2 separate regions of the Homo sapiens genome follow, and region 2 is linked to region 1. The links are chromatin loops, found by intact Hi-C in ENCODE. Cell type or tissue: CD14-positive monocyte. All regions are shown on one strand. Links, peaks and the distances in the headings refer to the core of each region. The heading gives the core; the rest is flanking DNA.

Evidence for each region. Peaks named below come from ENCODE experiments on the same cell type or tissue, not always from the same donor. Only the 100,000 strongest peaks of a DNase experiment are listed, where the experiment ranks them.
Region 2: it touches region 1 in a loop (4-fold over the local background); 2 of 110 quality-filtered maps call a loop at or near these places.

The regions. Positions count from the first base shown.
Region 1 is chr2:57,433,232-57,445,568 of GRCh38, forward strand. No RefSeq gene overlaps it. Among named protein-coding and RNA genes, the nearest start is that of VRK2, 610 kb to the right of the region's middle. In CD14-positive monocyte, for the core only: no CTCF peak of the experiment used is centred there; DNase peaks (open chromatin) are centred at 11,210 and 11,720; H3K27ac peaks cover 1,397 bases.
Region 2 is chr2:57,483,423-57,495,759 of GRCh38, forward strand. No RefSeq gene overlaps it. Among named protein-coding and RNA genes, the nearest start is that of VRK2, 560 kb to the right of the region's middle. In CD14-positive monocyte, for the core only: no CTCF peak of the experiment used is centred there; a DNase peak (open chromatin) is centred at 7,519; H3K27ac peaks cover 1,047 bases.

The sequences.
Region 1 (12,337 bases), core at 9,838-12,337:
CTGTTTAGGAGATTAAGTGCTCTGTGTAAAATGTTTCATAAACTGTAAAACACATAAAATGAAGGCTGTATTTACAATCTCTGACAAATGTGTGTTCCTTTTGGCAAGGGGGTCTTGTCACAAAACCTCATTCTTTGTCGGCTACACTTAGGAATCTATAAAAATATTTTAAACTACTTTCAAATTAGGAATATAAATTATATCCATGGTGGGGTGGGAGGGCTGGAAATGTAACACCATGATGGAGTGAGGCATGCAAGGGCCAGGCATAATGTTTCTGGGAACTTTAACAGTATGGTCTCTAGTATGTGGGTAAAATCTTAACATGTGAAGAAACCTTTTCAGAAGGGAAATGGAGACCAAGAACTATAAAGTTCTTTGTTTAAGGCAAGAAAAAGAATTACTGGCAAAACACTGTACAACCCAGAACCCAAGATTCTCAGATATAGCCTTTACTTCCCTCCTCAAACATATGCTCTGTCTTGAAAACACCAATACCAGAGTTTCAGGTAATGAGCAATGCTGCAGTAGAAGTCTTTGGGAACAGACAGCTCTTCCCAGCTAACTCAATTCATACCATTTAGTCATTCTCAAGACTAAATCTGTTGCTAACCATTAACACCTTTTAGGACTTGATGTTTGTAAACTGATACCAAAAAACTTGTATTTATAAATAACAAGGATCCAAGTTGGAGCTGATTACTTTTTCTTCCTTTCACCTTTAACATTTTTTCATATTTTTATTTTTTGTTAATTTATACTATGGAAGAACATATAAAGAAAAAAGCTTTCAATAATTTCAGAAGATCATTCTCAGACCTGAAGGTAATATTTATTCACTGAACACTAAACTACATAATTAATAAATAAGGAATGCAGAGAGCTTTATAGGTTAAATAGTTTTTGTCTCTGTTTTAAAAACAAGTGGAAGTTCTTTAAGTTATAGCTTGTATCTTACAATCAAAGAAAAATGCAAATATAAAACTTGTCCTCATTTTTTGAAATAGATGCATTCCTAACATGTATAATTTACTTTTTGTGAATCAAATGTTTCCTCATTAATTAAAGGAGCTTAATATTCACATTTTAAAAGTTGAATACTTTTGTAATGTGAATAATTATATTTAAATATATCTTGTTTACAAAGTTTAATGTTTTTTCTTAAATTGCTATAGTCTGGTAGCTTTATTAATTCTCTTATATAGACAAACAAACAAGACTACTTGAGAAGAATATTTTTTCACTATCATATTATTCAGTGTTACATATATTGTTAATATGACAGGATATAAGGAAAATAATTTTGACATTCATCTTCACGTTGCATAAATACTGAGGAAATTGAAACTGGGGAAGTTCTGATTCAAATGGGATGATCAACAGTAACCAATTTCTGAGGAATGAAGTTTCATTTTCATATGTTGAAACAGAGGAAAGAAGTGCCCAGGCAACTTAACAACACTCTTAGATCTCATCTTGGCTTTAACTCAAACCGAAAATACTGTTAAGTCCTTTAACATTTTTGAGCCTCTAATGTGCAAAATGAAGAATTTGAAACATCACAAGTTTCCAAGGTTTTTACTACAAATCTGCTTTAAAATCTATTTAAGCATTTTAAACTGATTTTAGAGTCTCACAAATGTTCAACAATAGTACAAAGAATTTATTTCTATATCTCATGCTGCTTCTTCTAATGTTAATATCTTACATAAGTATGGTAAAATTATCAAGAACAGGAAATTAGCATTGGTACAATATTATTAACTAAACTATAGACCTTATTTGAAATATAGCAAATCGTTCAATTTACCTTCAGAAGCACATACCCTAAAATATTGGATTAAAAGATTTCTAAGAATATACTCTCATTCATGATTCAATCCTGAGTCACAAAGCATGGTAACATCAATAGAAGAGGCCCAATTGCCTGTACAATGCCTGACCCACAAAATCACTAGGCAGGGAACAGATAGGGAAGAGGAGACAGATGTCAGTGACTGACTTGAATAACATAGGGTATGGGATCACACCCTATTCCCTATCTGGGAGACAGATGTCAGTGACTGACTTGAATAACATAGGGTATGGGATCACACCCTATTCCCTATCTGTCAAAGGTCAAAGTTGCTTAAACCAGACCAGAAAATTATAACCATTCTGCTTTTCTTCTTCTCCTCTTCTTTCTTCCTCTGATAACCAGCTTCAATGATTATAATTGGTATGTAAAATGGAAATTACAATGATTCAAGTTACATAATTCTTAAAGTTATACAAACTACTAAATTCTTAAAGTTAAAATTTCTCAGGTTTAACACTGGAGTAACTTTGGGAATGAAGTTGATAAGTTTGACAGAGAAATCCTTTAAGAAAAATGATGCATATTTTATAGTAATTTTAAGCAGAATATGTCTCAAATAATTTAATTTCAACCTCATAATCTTTAAAATATTTTGTGTACTTTACTTTCCAAACTTGATTTGAATTTTACATTTTAGCATCCATAATCAATGCAAAAGAAAAGTACGTAATCTTGGTTTAAATAGCTAGAGAGTGACATGTCTCATTGTCAGTTTGGTAGAATTGTACAAGTGCCCTGGCTCAGAATTTAAAATCTTCTGCATGGATTACATTCTAATTAACATCAAACCACAGTATCTTTCCTTAACTTTGTGACCTGTGGTTAAAGTGAAATTGTTCTTTTTATCCATTTCACTGTGGCTCTTCTTATCTTTGTGCTTGCCTAGGGTACAGCAAATTCTTAACTAGAGTCTGTAATTCTCATAGAAGTATTTTGGTCCATACATCATTGTTAAATCAGCATTTCTATAGGTGAACAAGGGCTGAGAATTTGTATCCCACCATCTTGCTGATGTCACTACAGGATTATTCTTAACTCGTCTCAATGCCTGTACTCTTTATTGATCATTTAATTTGTCCTGTTTTGTATATTTCAACATCTTTGATGTTTTTGTCCAGTGATCTTTGATGTATATTTTAAAACCTCAAAAATAACATTTCTTAAAACCCCAATAATACGTTCCATGGTTTCAGAAATTCTGTATTATAATTCTAGAAATTATTTTTAAATAATGTAACAACTAGATATTTTCCTACTTATTTTTAACAAGTAGTTATTGAAGGACTACTATGTAAGAGACAGTGATATCTTGCATTAGAAGTAATTTTATTTTTAGGATCCCCTGCACTCAGACCCAGTTCAACTCCCAAGGCCATTCCTGATGTGAGCCATGAAGTATTTGGGCAGTCTCTGCTCCCTTGCTTGGCTGGGCATCATTATTCTTATGGATCATCTGCCCGTAATGTGTGTCTTAACTGATGACTTAATTCCTTCATCAAACTTAAGTCCCAATCTTATATAAACACCCATTCCTAATTGTGCTAGCTCCTAGTTGCTTTTCTGCCTTTGATACTGTTTCTGATTTCTGATTAGACTATTTCCCTAGTACTCCTGACTGTTTTTATAACTAAACCTAGTCTTCTATTAAGTCCCTTGGACTAGACATGTCCCATACTTCAGCAAGTTGGCGAAGCACAGTTACATGAATGTTAGGAGTCTTATTTAACTATTTATCTTTTAAGTATACATGTCCCAAGTGCTTGTTCTGAAGGCCTGTGCTCAATTTATCTGCTGAAAAATTCCTCTATAACCACCCCTCCCCAATTAGATGTCTGAATCTCATTCTGCTTTTACCTGACATTTTGGACATTAATCCAGAAGAAATAAATGTTCTGTGTTCAAGACCTACAGTTCTGTTGCCCTTAATGTCCATCACCAGTTAACTGGTATAGTGTCAAGTTCCTTACTCTTTCCTCCTGTTCAAACTTACTGTAAATAACTGGTCATGCTCTACTTCTAACAGTGTGATAAAATATTCACAGCCTGGAAGAAAAACTTTACATGCTGAGCTCTTTAATAAGTAATACAGCATAGTGAAGACTGTCAGCTTTGCAGTGAAACAAACTGAGACTAAATTCTCTCCCACCAGTTGTAGTAGACAGAATAATGGCTCCTCAAAGATGTGTATGACTGAATCCCTGGAATCTATAAATAGATTATGTTACATGTCAAAGGGAAAGTAAGGTAGCAGATGGAATTAAGGTTGCTAATTAGCTGACTTTATGGTAGGGAGATTCGCCAGGATTTTTTTAGTGAGGTCAATATTATCACAAGAATTCATATAAGTAACAGAGGGAGTCTGAAGAGTTAGTGTCAGAATGATATGATGTGAAATAGAATCTACCAGCCCTTGCAGCTTTTGACAATGGAAGGAAACCAAGAATATAAGTGCCTCTAGAAGATGGGAAAAACATGGAATGAATTCTCCCTTAAAGCTACCAGAAAGGCAAACAGCCGTGTGGATACCTTGATTTTAGCCCAGTGCAACTCATTTTGGACTTCTGGCTTACCGACATGTAAGACAATACATTTGTGTTGTTTTAAGCCACTAAATTCATGATAATTTTTTTTGCAGTAGTACAAAACTAACACATAAATTACCATGTAGTTTTGATCAATTTACTCAACCATGCTAATCTTCAGTTCCCTCATCTAAAGAAGGGCTGTTGATACTATATTCCATTAAATCTAATATTCCATTAATTGTAATTAGTTATAATTTGAGAAAAATAGATGAAACACTATTTGTACATGAAGAAAATATACTGTCAATTTAACCTTGCTACAAAGCTTTCATCACACTTAGTATTTTTTGTTTTATACACATTTAAAGAGTTCTTTTAGATTTAACACTTAGATTTTTATCTTATCACTCATTTGCATACATCACAAATTAAAAATAGTTGTTACTAAAATATCTTCACTTTAAATGTTCCATTTTTCTGAACTGCTACAATTCAAGTCATAGATGTTATGCTTTATCAAAAATATTTTTTTTCTGTCATCAAGAACATTTATCATACAGTTTTACTTCAATTGTCCTCAAGATTTTCTTCCAATCCACTGGAACACATCTACAAGTTTTAATATGCATGCAGGCAATGCCGCAATGACCAGACTGCCACTTGACCAAAGGAGATTAAAAAATGCAAATGAATTCAGATATTTTAAAAAAATTTCCCCTTGCAATGAATAAAGCATGATAGAATGTAAATGCTCTAAACACAGAGGTATAAAAATTTTAGAGTCTTTGATATATTTTTTTTCTGTACAGTTTATTTTCTTTCCTAATGATGTTTTTCTTAGGTACAGGAACTCTGATGCACTAAACAGTTAAATAGTCAATGAGAGAAATCTAAGGAGATAGCTAATTCTTGTTTTTTGAAAGTAGCTAAAGATTATTAATAAGTGGGTAGAATACCAAAAATCGTCATATTGTGTATATATATATATACACACACACACACATATACACACATACATACATATACATATACATATATAAATACATATAGATATAGATGATGTAGATATCAGGGTGTTTCTTTTCCTCTTTCCATGCAAAAGCAATGAAAAATAAAGAGACCTACACTTTGAAGATAGGCAGTCATTTACAGCTGAATTAAATCTTTTATTCAATGTAATGATTATATAGTTTAGCCATATTGACATGTTCATATAAAAATTTTCAAGATCAATATTGAATTATATAAAAATAGATAGCAAAAAAATGTGAATTCATGGAAAAATAATTTGACCAAAGTTGGCTAGTGCATCAGAACAGAAAAACCCATTTTGAAAATTGAAAACTAGAAGTAGAGACTCGGTATGAAAGTTTATGTGTTTGTTTGTGTGAATTTTCCTTATTCTTTCTTTTTTTGTTATCTCTAGTTTTTGTGGACTTCTATAAAATGGTGATTATATTACAGACATACTTTTTTAATGAAAATCATGTGTCCGACTAAAGACTATGTGAAAATTGGTTTATGAAGGCATCTGCGGTAGGAAGATAGCTTCAAGCAGATTTTTGTTCTGGTATAAATAAAATTTGAGAATTGATGACTTGCAAAGTGCATGTGAGAATGGTAGAAAGATAATCTGAGTATTGATTATAATTAGTTTAAGTTAAAATGCCTTAAGACTATCTTGTTTTTCCCTCATTTCCGTGAACTTTTGGGAAGAATTACACACTTAACTGTCTCAAAATTATTTTCTGATTTCATCTGCCAACTAGGGCTTGATTATTTCACCTAAGCAGGCAAGATAAACTTTAAAGAGACTACCATGTTGCAAAAAATTTAAACCATTTAATTGCCATTTAAAAACTGGAGCAAATCTATGCTTATTGGAAGGCATATTTGCAAGTTCTTTCAATAAAATAAATTTTAATTCAGCAAAATAAAATTTATATAACAAGTGTTTGAGTAAATCTTGCTGCTTATTTCCTAGATAATCTGCTAAAAGACGAAAATATTTTCCACAGTGATTACAACTTTTCATAGTAATTATATCTGTGATTTTAAAATGAGCAGCCCTACCAGAGAGAGACCTAGAAGAAATGAGCAAGAAATACATAAAATGCAAAAGATAAATGACAAATATATATTAAAAACTGTATCTCATTTTGACTTGGGTGTTTATTGAAGTTTGACTGCAGCCATAATATTCTGTCCCAATCTGCCATTTCACTTTGATTGTATCTTTTAATGCTTAATCACTAAATGCCTCCTTTAACATTGTAACTGTCCTGCCTAGACTTGTGCATAAAAAGGTATAATATCATAACTTGACATCACATCTAGTCACCGTAAGAATATCAGTCATGTAATCAAGGAATGCCATTCAGAATTATTATTAATATTAACTTTCAAATGTAAGTAAGCTTCTGGATATCACTTATAATGGAGTTCTTACATTTAAGTGGCTGAAATTCTGTGATTCTATATGTTATTTGAAGTATAAATTTATACTTATCATTGCTTGGGTAAAATTCAGCAACAATTATGATTCTGAAAAGTGGCTAATTTTATACACTGCAACATTTGTTATTAACTTTTAAATAGTTACACAGAAATAAATTAGCAGACTATAAAACTGTTCAGAGAATGTGTTAACCAAGTAACATTTTAAAAATGTTACACACGTTTTTGAACTCATAAATTTTTAAAGTATGTAGAAAAAATTTTAAGTGTAAAAAAAATCAGGCAGAATAATAAAGATTACATTGTGTCATATTATTTTTCTATGGAATCTCTGGTATACCAGTATTTATAATATTAAACCAGTAAATTCAATAATTTTATTTATATTGAGATATTGAATTTCATTTAGGTTGTCAGTCTTTCAGAATAAACTCTCCATATCTTATGAAAAACACTTCAATCTATGCATTTGATAATAACTAATATGTAATTCAGACAAAATAAGTAATATAAATAATATGAGAAAAAATAAGTAATTACTAGGGTAAAATGAGATGTCAGCAAAAGCACTCTGCATTCCGCTAACTGTAGTGAAATATACTTATCATTATCTTATGGCAGAAATGCAGTATATTCAATTTAATAGCACAGATGCTGAGATATTATTGTTCTTCATAGCAATGTAACCTTTTTAAAAAATGACTCCTAAATTTCTACTAATATGGTTGTAAAACCTATCATTATTTTTGTTATAAATTTAGATAAAATATTCTCATTTTATGTCAAATTTATTCTGTGAGTGGTATTTGGTTTCACACTAAACTTCAGCCAAATGTTTCTACCTATGAGCTTTTGGTGTTTGACTAACGTGTATATTCAGTGAATATTAAAAAAAGGAAAACTCTTAAAGAAATTATGTTGGTTAGAGAAAGAAGCAAAGATGCTCTGACATCTTGAGGTAGGGATTTTAAATTCTAGCTTCACTGGAGAGCAGTTTCAAGACGTGTACTAAAAACAAAATTAAACATGAATATGCAAACAAGTTATGCAGATAATTACCTTCATGGAATTTGTCAAAGCATAGTATTAACTGATAGAGGCAAACTTCAGGCTATAAGAAAGTATAAAAAAGTTCATTTCAGGGTCAGTCTTTGTAATCCAAAAAAACAAGACAATCCTATTAAATATCCAACAAAAGAATACTATGCAGCCATTAATAATGAAAGAATTTTCAATGAATTAAATGATGTTTTCAATATACTGTTAAGTGAAAAAGTGTTTAAAAATACAGGACAATGCCATTTTTATAGTTCTATTACAGACCTATTATTCTGGCATAATTATTTACACTTCATTTTATTTTCAAACTGTTTCATATTATAGAATTCTTATTTGCAATGAAGCTATGGTTCCACTGGTCTCTGAAGAAAAAACTTAAATTGCTTTCTTAATTACATTCAGGCTATAATTTATACAGCACCAGTAATAATGTTAATCCTGTATTGAGGAACTTAGCAGAAAACAATTTGTCTGTAGGCTTCATTGGTGCTGCGATTCTGCATCAATAAGGTCTCCAACACAGTCTGTGCTCTATTTGATGACAAATATCAGGGATTGTCAACCTTATTACCAAGAGTACACCAAATCACAGGGCTGAGCTCCTTTCCAGAACTTTTCCTATCTTGGGGAAAATAAAAATTTTCAAGGTGCTTGGTAAGGGTCAAGGATTCTCACAGATAAATAAAAACTATTCAATAATAATTCTTAAAAAGAGGAAGAAAACAACATCTTACTCCAATTCAACCAAGGCCAAAGACTTCCATAGTATTTTATAAACAGAGCAATTTCCCTAATAGCATGTTTTTACCTTATGAAGTACTGAAGCTCAAAGAATCAAAGGAATGTACAAGAGTGGAATAAAATGACAAATGAAGATTACAAGCAAGATTTCATTAATCACAATTGACATCAAAATGGCACCTGAGAAAATTTATCTATTTGAATAAAAAGATGATATCCCAAATTCACTGATTATAGACCAGACTTAGACAAGTAAGGCCTATAGTGTATATGTTTCCAGAACAACTGATCTTGCTACGCACAGTTTATATTTTGCAACTTGTGTTACTTCAGAAGAGTTCATTTAGTCTTTGTATTAGTTGAACAGAACTGTGATAACTGCCAATAATACAGGGTATACATTATTTACTTATCTATCATGTCCATGGTCAATATTTTGCTGGAATAGAAAATTTTTGGTAAAGTAGTTGAGTTTTTATAAAGCATTTGTTCAGGCCCAGAGCATTAATAAAAAACTTTTTGTGTGTGTGTTTAGAGAAAATAATATCTAATCTGCATTTTACGCTATCAGGAGTTTGAAAAAGTGTTTTATTTTAAGAGAGTGGAAAAATTATTACATATACCAAACTATGTCTATTTATTCACACAATCAGTGAAAAAGTTAAACTGCAAAGTATCTTTTGTTAATTTTTGTTTTTGAGACGAAGTTTTGTTTATGTTGCCCAGGCTGGAGTGCGATGGCCCGATCTCAGCCAGGTTCAAGCAATTCTACTGCCTCAGCCTCCCGACTAGCTGGGATTACAGGCGCCCACCACCATGCCCAGCTAATTTTTGTAATTTTAGAAGAGACAGGGTCTCACCATGTTGGCCAGGCTGGTCTTGAACTCCTGACCTCGGGTGATCCACCTGCCTCAGCCTCCCAAAGTGCTGGGATTACAGGCATGAGCCACTGAACCTGGAATCTTTTCTTAATTTTATAATGCAAAATACCTGCTTTAACTCCTTCACAGAATATACTAATAATCATAAAATCAATAATTCAGCCCCCAGTAAGTACATAGAAAAATATCTAATAATTTAATTCTTTTTAATTAATATTAACATTTTAGTAACATTATTCTTAAAGTAGTATTATTAACAAACAGACACTTAACCTCTATGCCAAAGCTAAATATGATAAAATATACCCAGAATAATGACTATCTTTATAGAATAAAAAGTTCAAGCTTCTTTAAGTATTTGGGAAAAGGTGAGATAGGTAAAAAATAAATTGAAATGCTTAATGAAAAAAATTGAAATAGTAAGGATTTACTTATCAGAATTTTCTGAGACTAGTGGCATCTTGGAAAACTTGAATAATTCAGAAGAAAAGCAGAAATACTACATCAGCACATTGCCGTGTAACTTCCCTGTTGGCTAGAAGTGGCTTGGAAAATGACTGTGGAATATTGCAAACTTGCATGGTGATGCCAATTGCAACTACTCACCTGGAACAGGAGTTGGCAACCTACAGCCTATGGAGTGTTTTAGGATGGTCCAAGAACTAAGAGTGCTTTTTACATTTTTCTTGTCCTATTAAAAGCAAACAAGAAGACTACGTAGCCTAAAGTCTAAGCTATTTATATCTAACCCTTTACAGAAAAAACTTAATGATCCTATCCTGAAAAAAAAAAATGCTTTCATTTTAATTCTTATCAACAATGATAACTTTAAACCATTTTGATGCGGCAGTGACAGCATCTTCACTGTTTTACCACCTGCTCTTAGACATATTAATAATACAGGATCAAGGGATCTCTGATGATCATGATTTACCACAGAACCATACAAGTTCATTAGGCTGATGACATTATGCTGAGGCACCACTGTATCAGTGAAGTTTTTAGAAGTTTGGTAGCTTGTGGCCCATCAAGATGCCCATTCTAAGCAAAAGAAGAGTTGTTCCACTTTGCACAACTCACAACTAACAAGAGACATAGTACTTGTTGGACCTTGTGGATTTTAAAGACAGCACTTGCTGCATTAGTGTGTGATACTCTGACCCATTTACCAGACTGCCCATTTTGAATACAATCTCGAATATAAAAGACCCTGCAGCAGTTCCCAGGCTCAGATGTAAGGTACTTTGCTCCTCATGCCTTATGACTAAATGACCACATGGTATTCAAAGTGTCTGGGGCAGACTGAGATGTTACATAAAGTCTTTGGAAAACCGCAAGAGGAGAACCACATCACAAGTTTTGGAGTAAGGTCATGCCCTCTTATGCTTAAAAAATGTCCTCTACTTGCAAAGTTATTAGGCCCTGGTAGAGACATAGTGCTGCCCATGAAAGAGCAATTGATTATGTGTCCCACGTTGTCTACAGTGACTTGAATATTGCATGATTCATCAAATTCTAAAATTAGACATGCACTTCAGCATTATTATATTGTGTAATAAAAATGACAAATGACACTGAGCAAGTCTGGAAAGCACTAGAAAGCTGCATGAGAAGGTGGCTCAGACTCCCATGACACATATTCCTACTCCTTTACGGCTTCTTCCTCCACCAACATGTATAGCCTCGGGGGGAGTTCCCTATGGTCAGTTAACAGATGAGGAATATACATGGGCCTGGTGACTAGATGGGTCTGTTGGTGCAACGGTGTCTGTGGACTTACACAATTACAGCCACTCGCAGATGTTATCCTGGAACTGGATCCTCTCAGTGGTCAGACTATCATTTGACACATCTGTTAGTGCATGTGATATAGAAGGGAAGAAATCCTGAAACACAGATACACACTGTTTCATGGACAGTGCCTAACAATGGGTAGCTAAGAACAGAAAAATCAACATTCGTAGATTTAGAACTAGGAGTTTAAAGAAAGAGGAAAATGGATAAACTATCAGAATGAACACAGAGTGTGAAGATATCTGTGTCCAATATATGCCTACTCAGGTTATGTGAAAATAAATGCCTGTATTATCCCAACCAGTAGTGATCCCAATCCACTGTAGGAGAGTCTCAATAATGGAATGGAATTGATGACTCATTCTCTGAATGTCAGGCAGTCACTTTTCCCAACAACTCTCCTGTTTCAAAGTGTGTACAGCAGACTCAACACCATGAACTTCCTCTCCCAAGGCTGATCTACAGTTACCACTGCTGACGGCCCATTCTGCCAATAGCAGAGGTCAATGCTGTGCACCTAATGGGCCATCGTTCCCTGATGAGACCAGACGACCACCAAATGGCAAGCTGATTACTTTTCACTTTGGGGGAGATAGTACGTTTCCCCACTAAGGAAGAGATGCATATTTCAGATATGGATTTCCCTTCCCCGACTACCATACTGTGGGCTTTCAGAATGACTTACTCATCACCATAATATGACACATGGCATTGTTTCTGATTTTTAAAAATCACATTGTAATGAAGAAAATATGGCAACAGACTTTCACAGAATTCCCAAGTTGTAGTGTATATTCCATCACCCAGATTCACACAGCTTATAGATTAGTAGAATGGCCTATTGAAGACTCTGTTAAGGTACCAGTGGGGAGAGAACACATTGTGAGACTGGGGTGCTGTCCTTTACATTATAGCTTATATAGCTTATAAACTGTAATTCAAGCATATGCAATTTATAAGCTGCTGCCTTACAGTATATTCTTTTTTTTTTTTTTTTTTTTTTTTTTTTTTTTTTTTTTTTT
Region 2 (12,337 bases), core at 6,001-8,500, 46 kb after region 1:
TTTGAAAATTGAACCCTATAATTAATACCAGAGAGAGAAGAGATTTAATTGCAACCACAAACTTAGAACAGGATAATACCAACAAAGCTCCAAAATACTGTTTTAAAAATGATGACATAATAAAATTATAGCTGTAGTAGAATAAAGAGAAATGTTCTTTCTTTTTCTAAAATGAGAGAAAAAGCATGGTTCTATGCTGATTGGCTTGATTCTTTTGAAAGGGAAAATTTGATGTAGAAGAAAGAGGGAAAACAATTCAAGACATTCTCAATTTTGTTGCCTGAGATTTTGGAGTCAAATATAAAAACATAATCATTGCGGAGACCGATGTTATATAAGTTTTGCCTTATGTTTTTTCTATTACTTTTATAGTTTCAGGCCCTACATTCAAGTCTTTATTTTGAGTTGATTTTTGTTCATGGTGTGAGATAAGGGTCCAATTTTGTTCTTCTGCACTGAATATCCAGTTTTCCCAAGCCTTTCCCCATTGTATGTTTTTGACAGCTTTGTCAAAAGCAATTGACTATAAATGTATGGGTTCATTTAGGGGCTCTCTATCGTGTTCCATTCATTGATATATCTATTTTTATGCCAGTATTATGCTATTTTAATTATTGTAGGTTTGTAATATACAGATGATCCCCGACTTACAATAGGGTTATGTCCCAATAAACCCAGTGTAAACTGTAAAAATCATAAGTCAAAATATCCAAGTTGGGAAGTATTTATAATTTAAAGTCAGGTAGTTTGTAGTTTGATGCTTCCAGTTTTGTTCTTTTTGCTCAGAATTGCCTTGGCTGTTTACGGTTTTTTTTGTGTGTGTGTGTGTACATTTGTGTGGTTCCATTATGACTTTTGGGATTGTTTTTCCTATTTCTGTAAAAAAAAAATGGCATTGGAATTTTGATGCAGATTGTATTGAATCTGTAGATCAAGTTGGGAAGTACAGACATTTTAACAATATGAATTATTCCAACCCATGAACACAGAGTATTTTTTCATTTCCTTGTATATTCTGTAATTTCTTTTCTCAAAGTTCTGTAATTTCTAAGACCTGTATTTTTCATCTCCTTGGTTAAATTTATTCCTAAGTATTTTATTTTGTGTACCTATTATAAATGGAATTGTTTTCCATGGATAAATGGGGCAGAGGGAATTGGTACACAGACCCATATCCATGGAAGGCAGAAGGTCTGATTGACAACAGAAAATTAGTGAGCTGTAGAAATGCGAAAGTAATTTCTGGTGCTCAAGTGAAGGAATAGGTTTTAGAGCAGAGCATGGATGGTTTATCAGTACATCTGTGGGACCAGGAAGGAAGGCCCAGTTGTTGGATCAGATGCTAGTAGATGGATAGATGTAGTTGTATGAATCTGGGGATCTCTGCTGAATGTTTTAGTTGTCTCAGTGAAATTGTCATTAAGACTATCAGCTGAAAGTAAGAAGACAGGGAAAATTGATATTTGAAGAGAAAGGAAGAACGTGAAATAAGCTTCTAGGAGAGTGGGAAAATAAATAGACTACAGAAATAGAGTGTGATCCTCTGCTCATCTGAAGTTTTTGGCCATGAATTTAAAGTAAGACTACTCAGTTGCATTGTTTGTGTTACTCTAGTCATTTTCAGCGGCACAAATGTCTTTGAAAATCTCAAAAAAAAATGATTTTCAACATAGAATTCTATACCTTTCCAAACTTTCAGTAAGAGTCGGGATGAGATAAAAATAATTTCAAACACACAGGTTTTCAAAGAAGTGACCTCCCATGCATGCATTCCGAGGAAATACTGAAGGATGTGCTCCATCAAGATGAGGATATAAACTAAGAAAAAGAGAGATATGAGATAACAAGAAACAGGAAATCAAACGTGGATAGCAGTGAAGGGAATCCTTGAATATATGTGAAAGGAGGGGCTCACACAACAGCTGTGCTCCAAGAACAGAGGGCAGTCAAATCTGACTAGAAGGAGTACTGCTTCAGGAAGATGAAATGGACAGAATATGTGAAATAACTAAATGTCTTTAGAGGAGATTCAGGAAATTTTTAAAAAGTTGGTTACTGATGAGTACGTAAAGATATGAAAATTATTAGTTCCCAGTAAAATAAAAAGGTTTCTAGGAGGGAAAAGTAATTATAGTTTATTGACCGGATCAGTTGTAAGCAGTGTTTACAACATAATAATGCAAATACTGAACAGCAGTCTTATAAAAATTCCATATAACAATATCACAATGTTGGGGGATAGAAGTACCATTCATGCATGGTGGAAATAGCAATTGGAGAACTAAAAATATCCAAATTCTTACATTAAAAAGGAGGTCAGCTATTAATAATTCAGGCTGAAAAATAAAAATGCTGCAATGTAAGCTTTTATTTAGAAATTTAGATCAATGCCAAAATAATTACTCAATAGAGGTGAAATTAGTTGTCTTTGGAATGGGAGCAGGGGAAAAGGCAGAGAACTTTGCTTCCCTCCAAGAAATGACATAGAACCATTTTACTCATTATGCTCACGCATAACTGTGTGCAAGAAAAAGAGAAGAAAAAGAACACACACAGAAGAAGTAGCACACTTGAAAGAAATGGAAAGTGGTTCAAAGTAGCTGCAGGGTAGAATGTGTGTAGTGATGTTTAAGGCCAATAAAAAGAGAAAAGTAGGTTGTGAGAAAAACGTCAAACTAAGAAACTTTTACTTCATTCAAGAGAATATAAGAAATCATCACAAGTAATGAGGCAAGAAAATTATATAATCAGATTTGTGCAAAGATGATTCTAAGAGCAGTGTACATTGTAGTTTGGAAGATACAAGGCTGAAACATCAAAATGAGCCACATTACTGAAATTTCTCAGAAAGACACCAGGGCCTTAGGCTGTCTGTTTCCTTTCAGGCTATGTGTATCTATTCCACTTCCATATCCCTCACCTTTGCCTATTTCTCTTTCCACTTCTCCTTAAGACTTATTTTCTTCTCTAAAGCCAATAATAGAAGTGAAGATTTTGTGTGTGTGTGCATATGTGTGTGTGTGTTACTGTGGGCATATGCATAACATGCATATTTTTCTGAAAATGAATACATAACTATGCACTCTACTTAATTTAAAAGGTGTGTATATATGAAAATTCTATTATCTTATGGAAAAAATAATTCTATTTTACAATGTGGATAATTGTTTTTTATGGGCCAGTGGTCTCTGACATAAAATATATTGTCTAAAATGTTATCTAAGCCCTAAATTGGAGTTTGAGGTAAAAAAAAATAGAAATAAATATATAACATTATTAATCTGAAAACATCCCTGATGCTATAAGTCAACCCTAATATCCTTAGTGAGACCTAAAATGAGAGCTAATGCCCAGCGTTGTGCTTGGTCTCTCATGTAAAATCCAGACTAAAGGATCCAGCCATTTGAATCCGATCAGCCGTGGGTGGGACCTCTCCCTGATGCTATTTATCTCTGTGTGTATGATGCCCCAAGTCCTTCACTTAGAAATTCTTTCATTAACTGTTCATTTTGGCTCTCTCTGCTGCTGACATGATCATTTTTCTTCCCTGTGTTGCTGCTATTTTATTTTCTAGTCTCTCTCTCTCCTTTCTAGAATGCCTCTAAGTTTCACATTTCTACAGCTCACTAATTTTCTGTTGTCAATCAGATCTTCTGCCTTCCATGGATATGGGTCTGTGCACCAATTCCCTCTGCCTCCATTTATCATGTTTTTGTTTTTCTTCATTTCTTTTATTAAAAAAAAAAGCTGCCTTCTCAGTTATTTTCCTGCTTTTAGTAATCAGCGAAGCAAAGCAGACAGGTAAACTGAACAATGATGAGAGGCCAAAATCTAATGTGATTATTTCAAGAAATTATTTAAATTCTGGATTAAGTCAAGGTATCTTTCATTCAGCAAATAAGTTAGAAGCTCCTATTATGTGAAAAGCTGTGTACTTTTATAAGACAATGTCTTAAATCCGTGTTAAAGATAAATCATGACTTAGCCAATGTGAATATCTGAACTTGCTGTGAACTCCTGTATATAAGGAGGCCGTGAAGATATAAAGGCAACCGAAATACAGGTAGCTCATGACTTCCTAGGTGCTACTGGTAAACAGGGGGTCAAGATGTGAAGCATTTAAATCAGGGATTCCCTGCATGAGGCAAAGTCCATCTCTCCGAGGAAGTTACAATAGCCTGTCTGTGATCAAATGTATCCAGTGGAGAATGGTAGTAAAGAGCTAGGGTCCAAGCATCAAACTCACCTGGACTTAATTTTGGCTCTACCATTTTATACCTGTGCTTAAGTTTCTTACTGAAATAGCACCCACAGAGCACTTCTCCCAAGCAGGGCACATCATATGCACTCAGTAAATATGAGCTACTATTATGCACTTAAGAAATGATATGCCCATTGAAGTCGCCAAAGAAACATATGAAAATGTATTTTATGTGTGTCCATAGTTATAAGACCAAATTCAATTCAGAACAAATCAGGTATAAAGATACCTAGTAAGAATTAGGTTATAGAAAAATGGGCCATCCAAAAAGCTGAAAAACAGGATGCAGAAATTATCCAGGCACTCCTAGTTTCCATCTCTTTTTACTTGTTCCAGATGAGGACACAGTCCTATTTATTTGATGCAGAAAACTGGAGAGACCAATGTTTGTTAATATGTCTTCAAATTAAACATCATAGAATTACTATGTTCTTTTGGGATGCCTTTGCAAGCCCCAAGTATAAAAAGAACAAGGAAGAGCTGCCTATCTAAATCTAGAGAGACTTTTTAGTTGATGTCCCCAGATGTTTTGAATTCCTTTTGGAATCAAGGGGCAAGCAAAAGGCATTTTGAGATAATCCAGATCCACTCCTGCTCTTAACTAAACCACTGAGAGTCCTCAATGTTCATGATTGTAGAACTAAAGCAAAGTCCACTAAAGCAATTTAAATTGGGATCAGGAGGGAATCAGCAAATTGCAGGAAGAAACCATGTGGTAAAAACATTCAAGTGGAGACTCAGTGGCACAGAGCAAGAAAACTTTGGGTAGTTGCTCCTGAAGGGAGACATACTGCTATGGTTTGAATGTGTTCTGTCCAAAATTCAGATGTTGCCAATTGATGGTATTAAGAAGTGGGGCCTCTAAGGGGTCACTAGGTCATGAAGTCTCCTCCCTCGTCAATGTGATTCAGGCCTCCATAAAAAAGGTTTCCCACAAAAACTTTCAGGTCACTCCCCCTTCCACCTTCCTCCACTTGAGGAAACAGCCTTCCTTCCCTCTGGAGGATGCAGCCCTCACTGGACAACCAAACCTGCCAGTGCCTTGATCTTTGACTTCTCGGCCTCCAGAAATGTGAGAAAATAAATTTCTGTTCCTGATAAATTACCCAGTCTCAGGTATTCTGTTACAGCAGTACAAATGGACTGAGACACATAGCAAAGGGCTACATCTCTGTTCTTTACCAGCGGACCGTTTGAAATTAGGGCAATCCAAATTCCTATCCCCTGGCTTTTCTTACCCTAGTTCGCTTAGGCAAAGGAAATAGTTGAGGATCTTGAAAGGAGTTGAAAAATGCAAGGGAATTGGGAGAAGCACTGAAAACCCCCTCAAGGCCCCTTTAGACTGTTAGGAGGTAACTTTTCAGACAAAAAAATTGGATGGATGTAGCAATGTGGGGGCAGAGTACCGACAGGTTGCGGAGAAAGAGGCTAAGTTAAAGAGAAGAGTGGGGACAGGGGACTACAAAACAAAGAAAGTTAACTATATGACAAGGTTTTATGTCACATGGGTGGTTATAATTTAAGGACAAATCTGTTTCCATTTATCTTTGTTTAATGAGTGGCCCAGGAGGAGACTTTCCAATATAAAATTTTTAACTATAAGTTACATTCTACCAATAAATGTGGACCCATGCTTTCCAATGGAAGAAAATTCTGGCCTTAGTATTTTTTGATTTGTACAAACATATTGATAACCAAAATTAATGTTCAGTTATTTCAGGGTTTCCTTAAATATTTTCATTGATATAAGTATATACACACCTTTTTTTAAATCCTGAATTTCTATTCACACATTTGTAAATACAAATTTTTTTCAATGAGTGAATAGGTATTTGGCCAAGAGTATTTGGCTGAGGGTATAACTATTCAGAACTACAAGCCTTTTTGTTTCAGGAGTGATCCATGAAATGTGAGGGGAAAAAAAAAAAAGAAAACAAAAACAAAGAAAAAATTTAAAACAAAAAAAACTCACCAAATCAAAAAAACTAAGAAGGAATAACTACTATGTTTTGAACTGCATTTTATTTAGAGAAGAAAAAAACAATTCCTGAGCTGAAGTTACATGAGACAAAGGGGATGGATGGCTAGGGATGTGTCAGATTTCTCTAAGAAGTCCTTTTCTCTTTCTCCTTTGGTTCATTTTAGAGTTTTGCATAGTAAATATTTATTGTATTGGAGGAGTAAAACTATTAGGTTAATTAGTGAAATCAGAAAATTTAGCAGAGTGCTGACATTAGTGGGGAAACAAAAGAATTGAGGTGGAGAAAATGAAGGGCTCGATCCTGAGTGCTCGCGAAGAACTTCATAGGAAATACATAGGACTAGGTAAACAGGAGAGGAGAGGAGTGTGAGAACAGCTTTGTACTCAGATCTGGATTCACAAGTGGCCACAACTAGAGGCATGTCCCCACATCCTGATCTGGAAGAAGTCACAGTACCCCAAACAAACCTTCCTAATGTGAAAGAAGCAACAAGAGAGATGGGTGGATGAGAATCAAACAAGGTCCTACCAACAAGAAGGGTTTCCCCACTTTATTGTAAATAAAAGAAAGTCTAGATAGTCAGGAAGGAGAGATTTTAGGCTTAAATTTGGGATCTTTGAGAGTGTTGAATCCCTGATAAAGGACATCTGAAGAGTTCCTCCCAGGCTGATGGGAGGAAGGGCCTGGGTTTCCTGGACTTCTCGACTACAGAGACAGGAGGCCTTCTGAGAAAAGACAGTAGCAGGGCCTAGTGGTAGGGTTGCATTGCATTCCAGTGTCTTTAAAAGAGTTTAGATCATTCAGATAGTATCGGCAGTCTTTGCTGGAGACATCCCACAGGCAGTTAAAAATGAATTATTGTCAATAAGAAAAAGACAACCCATTAGGAAAAAAATGGCAAAAGATGCTAACAGCATTTCACAAAGTAGGAAACGTGAATGGCCAAAAATTTATTTGAAAAGCTACTCAAGTTCACTGGGTATCAGAGAAATTAAAGTTAGAAATACAATATAATAGTGTTTAACCTCCACAAAATTGGCAAAAATTAAAGTCTGAGGGTGCCTAATATCCCAATGTGTAGTCTTCCACATTTCCAATAGACATACAAACTGGTAAAACCACTTTAGAAAGCAATTTGAGATTTTCCAGTAAATTTGGAAGTAAATATATAAGACTCAAGAATATAACCTGTGGAAACTTTTACATCTCTTGCATCATGAGTCAAATATTAGAACATTTGTCATAGCAGTGTCTATAATCTCAAAACAGGAAATTGCCTAAGTGTTCATTAGTAGAGCATATAAATTGCAACATGTTCAAGTATAGTCATCTGACCCATAACGACTTTTAGGTCAAAAACAGCATGTATGACAGTGGTCCCACACATTATACCATATTTTTACTGTACCTTTTCTATATTTAAATACACAACTACTTACCACTGTGTTACAATTCCCCACAGTATTCAGTACAGTAACATGCTATACAGGTTTGTAGCCTAGGAACAATATGTTATACCACATAGGCTAGGGGTGTAGGAGGCTACACCATCTAGGTGTGTGTAAGTATGCTCTAGAAAGATGAAATCACCTAACAGTGCATTTCTCAGAGTGTATTTCCATTGTTGAGCAATTCATGATTGTTACAGAATAACATGCAACAGTAAAATGATATAAAGCACAGGCATCAATATAATCATAATTATCATAATTTTAAAAAGCAAGTCATGGAAGATTGAGTTCAATATACCCCAGTCATCAAAATCTTAAAATAGACAAAATTAAACACTATGGTTATAGGAAAAGCACATTTTTAAAAATTATTATAAAATAAAGGCAAGGTAACAGGTGGGCCAGAACAGTGCTATGGTGGAAGTAGGGAATTGCGACTTGGGATAGCTCAAGGGAGAGTCAATGTCCTTGGTAACGATTTTTAGACACGAGAGTGGCTATAGAGCTGTTTAGCATTTTGATAACTTGTATATTATCTTACATACTTCTGTATTCCTGGAGTGTTTTAATAAAATATGCTTTAAAAAATGAATTCTCATCATGGCCACTACACAGATCCAAGGAGGAAACTGAAAGCCTGGTTGGCCTATTTATATTTTGGTACAACCTACCAACCCGCGTTACACCGTAGGGGAAGTACTCAGGGTTAAGGGAATTAATGGACCTCAAGTAGACCACTTTAGGCACACATGGCTTGGTATGATAATATATAACAGTTATATCAAAACTGGTGTATAAAGAAAGGGAAAATTTTAGATTAAGAAGCTCTCTTACTAGAGAGAGGTAAAAATAAACTTAGTAAAGAAGAAAATTGAAATAATGAACTTTTTGTGGAAGAGGGGACTCTTGTTACTACTTCAGTGCTCTAGGTTGCTCTTCTTCTGTTGTCATTTCTCTTCTATTCCCAACTTTTCCATGAAACACTGTAATGTGCAAGACTACTACACACAAAATTAGCCTCCACTAATGAGAATCAGGGCTCTGATTCTTGTGGAGTCATTGAGTTCGCACTGAGTGTAACAGAACTCAAGATTGTTCTGGAATAGCTTGCTGTTATTGGAAAGCAAGGATAATGTTTAAAGATGTGTGAAAATGGCTACAAGAACTAGGTTGAAAGTGCTTCTACTGGTCAAACTATGATGATTAGAGCATAAAATTAAAAACAAAGGTTTGCTGCCAATTAGAAGCACTGAAAGATCTTAATTCCACGATGTTGCTCACAGAGTTAACTAATACAAAAAGATGTTACAAAGCAAAGCCACAACTACCAACAGAGTCGTTGTGGTGTTGGCTAAACACAGAAAACATAATCCTTTGTGAGCTGAAGATAAATGGATTTGAGGCAGCAGTGTTTGGATCAAACTGAGAGTCAAATCCACCCAGATAAATGGGTCTGAAATCAGAGTGGAAATGTGGACTGCAAAGAGATGTCAGAGAAAAAGCTGAGTTATTATCCAGAGAAAACTGGGTATTTTTTTTTCTTCCTGAATAACTGTTTAATTTTAGCTGACACTGAATTTGGATCAAACATGGGAGTCTTGAGGTTTTTAAAACCTTCTGTCAAATAAAACGCATATTCATCATGAATGGTATTATAAAACTGATTGTTTAAAGACTATGACATGGCAAGAATCGAGTTTTCTTGATCACAAGACATGCTTTCTTTCAAAGACTGCATTATCCACAGGTATGAGCCTCTATCAGGGACAAGAGGGCCCAGGAGAACCCCTTCCTCACACTATTCCTCTATCTTCATGAAAACTTTATTCATGATAAGATATTGTATCCTTTGAAATGTATCTAACCTTCAGTATATATGTGTGTATATATCAAAGCATATGTATGTGGCTTATTCCCACTATTCCATAAACCATCCAAAACTTTGCAGAAAATACTTTCAGCCTTTCGATGGAGAACATGTACCCACTTCAGCTCTCTATGCTACAGTGCTATAATTTCTATTCTACAATTTCATCTGCAGAGGAAATTGGGGTGCAGTTGTACGGGTCTAGTAGGAATATATCTGAATCCCTCATCCATGCCTTTGCATTCACTCTTCCTTTTAACACAAAATGGGTTACCACTTTGTTCTTCCTCCACAAAGGGTGGCCGGAGAGAGTAATGTCAGAAAGCATGTTTCGTGAGCCTGAGAAATACAACGTTTCAAAACCTCTAAGCTCAGAATATGATCCATTACCCTCTCCCTCAACTTAAGAAACATGAAAAGGAGCTCTTTTGCCCCACTGGATCTTTCTGCAAGCCAAGTCCATGTAGCATGTCTCGATACCCTTAGCATTGGTAAGCCCTAGTTTACTTATCCATAAAACTCAGTGATAGGAAAATAGGCAAATAAACACATTTTAAATGAACTTGTATTCAATATGGAAATAGATCCACAGTGAGTCTTAGTCTGCCCAAGGCACACTCATGGCTCTCATGCTGTGTGAGCTGTGTGTAATGATTTCCCCTTGGGAAAAACATTAAGATCCAAAATATTAAGTTTATTTTCTATTTTAATAAGAATATGTACTCTAACAGAATTTCAATTTTAACTGTTTTCAACAACAAAAACAAACATATCCTCCAGAGTCCTATCCAGTAGAATTCAGGGAGCCACTACCTTTAGCTGGAGAAACTGAACTCTTCAGGTGCTGCACTGAGTATTTAAACTCAGTGAACAGTTTCCTTCTGTAACAGCCAGAAATAAATGTACTTCCTAGACTTGCCCTGGCACCCAGAGGACTAGTACTGAATGCTATATATAGAACTGATATGGTCTGGTTGTGTTCCCACCCAAATATCATATTGAATTCCCACATGTTGTGGGAGGGACCCAGTGGGAAGTAATTGAATCATGGGGGCAGGTCTTTCCCTTGCTGTTCTCGTGATAGTGAATAAATCTCACAAGATCTGATGTTGTTTTTTGTTTTTTGTTCTTTGAGACAGAGTCTCATCCTATTGCCCAGACTGGAGTGCAGTTTCGCAATCTCGGATCACTGCAACCTCCACCTCCCAGGTTCATGGGATTCTCATACCTCAGCCTCCCAAGTAGCTGGGATTACAAGTGTATGTCACCACACCCAGCTAATTTTTGTATTTTTAGTAGAGATGTTTTCACCATGTTGGCCAGGCTGGTCTTGAACTCCTGACCTCAAGTGATCCACCCGCCTCTGCCTCCCAAAGTGTTAGGATTACAGGCGTGAGCCACTGTGCCTGGCCAATCTCATGGTTTTATAAGGGGGAGTTTCCCTACACAAGCTCTCTTCTCTTGTCTGCTGCCATGTGAGACGTCACTTTCACCTTCCACCATGATTGTGAGGCCTCGACAGCCATGTAGAACCTTAAGTCCATTAAACCTCTTTCTTTTGTAAATTGCCCAGTCTTTGGTATGTCTTTATCAGCAGCGTGAAAACAGACTAATACAAGACTCAAAAGCCTGAACATTTTCATGTCATTTTTTTTACATACTTTAAAAATATTTTTGGCTTTTTTTTTTCAAAACGCTTTAGGAATGCATAAAACAAAGAAATTCTAACTAGGAGATAAGTTCAAGTGCCTGAGTGTGGTATGCAGAGTAATGGTTCCATGAAGAAGCCCAAGACCTACGCCCTAATATTTGTGTATGTTTACATGGCAAAAGAGACTTCACAGATGTGATTATTATCTTGAATTGTCTGGGAAAGCCCAGTGTAATCACAAGGGTCCCTTCCTTATGAGAGGAAGGCAGGAGAGTCAGAGTCCAAGGAGATGTAATGAGGAAAGTAGAGAAGAATAGGAGAGAAGACAGGGAGAGAGAGAGGAAAAGAGATTGGAAGGTGCTGTCCTATTGGCTTTGGAGATGGAGGAAGGGCCTGTAAGCCAAGGAATGCAGGCAGCTTCTAGAAGCTGGAAAAGACAGGGAATAAGATTCTCTCCTACAGTCCCAGAGCCTACAGAAGGAAACACAATCCTGCTAACACCTTGATTTTAGGACTTCTGATCTGCAGGCAGTGTAAGACAACAAATTTGTATTGTTTTAAGTCACTATATTTGTTGAAATTTGTTATAGCAGTGATAGAATACAAATATTATGAATCAAATTAAAGGGTCAAAAATACCATAAACTTCTAATCGTGAACAAAAACTGCAATTCTGTTTGGGTTTGGGATTCTAAGTGAAAACTTGATCAATTGGAACCTGACAGCCACGATTGTGCCTAACAGAAAAGACACACAGTCTGTGACTGTTATGTGTAAACTAGTTTATAATATTATGGAAGATATAAAAGAAACACAAAATAGCCATACATATAGAGATTAAGAATAAGTACCTTTACTTTTCAGAAATGCAGACTCTGAAAAAAGATATGATCGAAATTATTAACTCAAAAAATCTCATGACCTTGATTGGATGACCTTTTTCAGCATCTTTTATGAGTAAATATTTGACTGTTTGAAGATACAGAGAGAATAAATAGCAATATGCTCTTAAATATTTGTTTCCTTTCCCTTTCCCTTCAGCTTTGCATAAACCGAACTTATTCCACTTAGGAACTACACAAATAGTTGAAGGAGGAATGAAGGTTGTAGCAAGCATATTTTCCA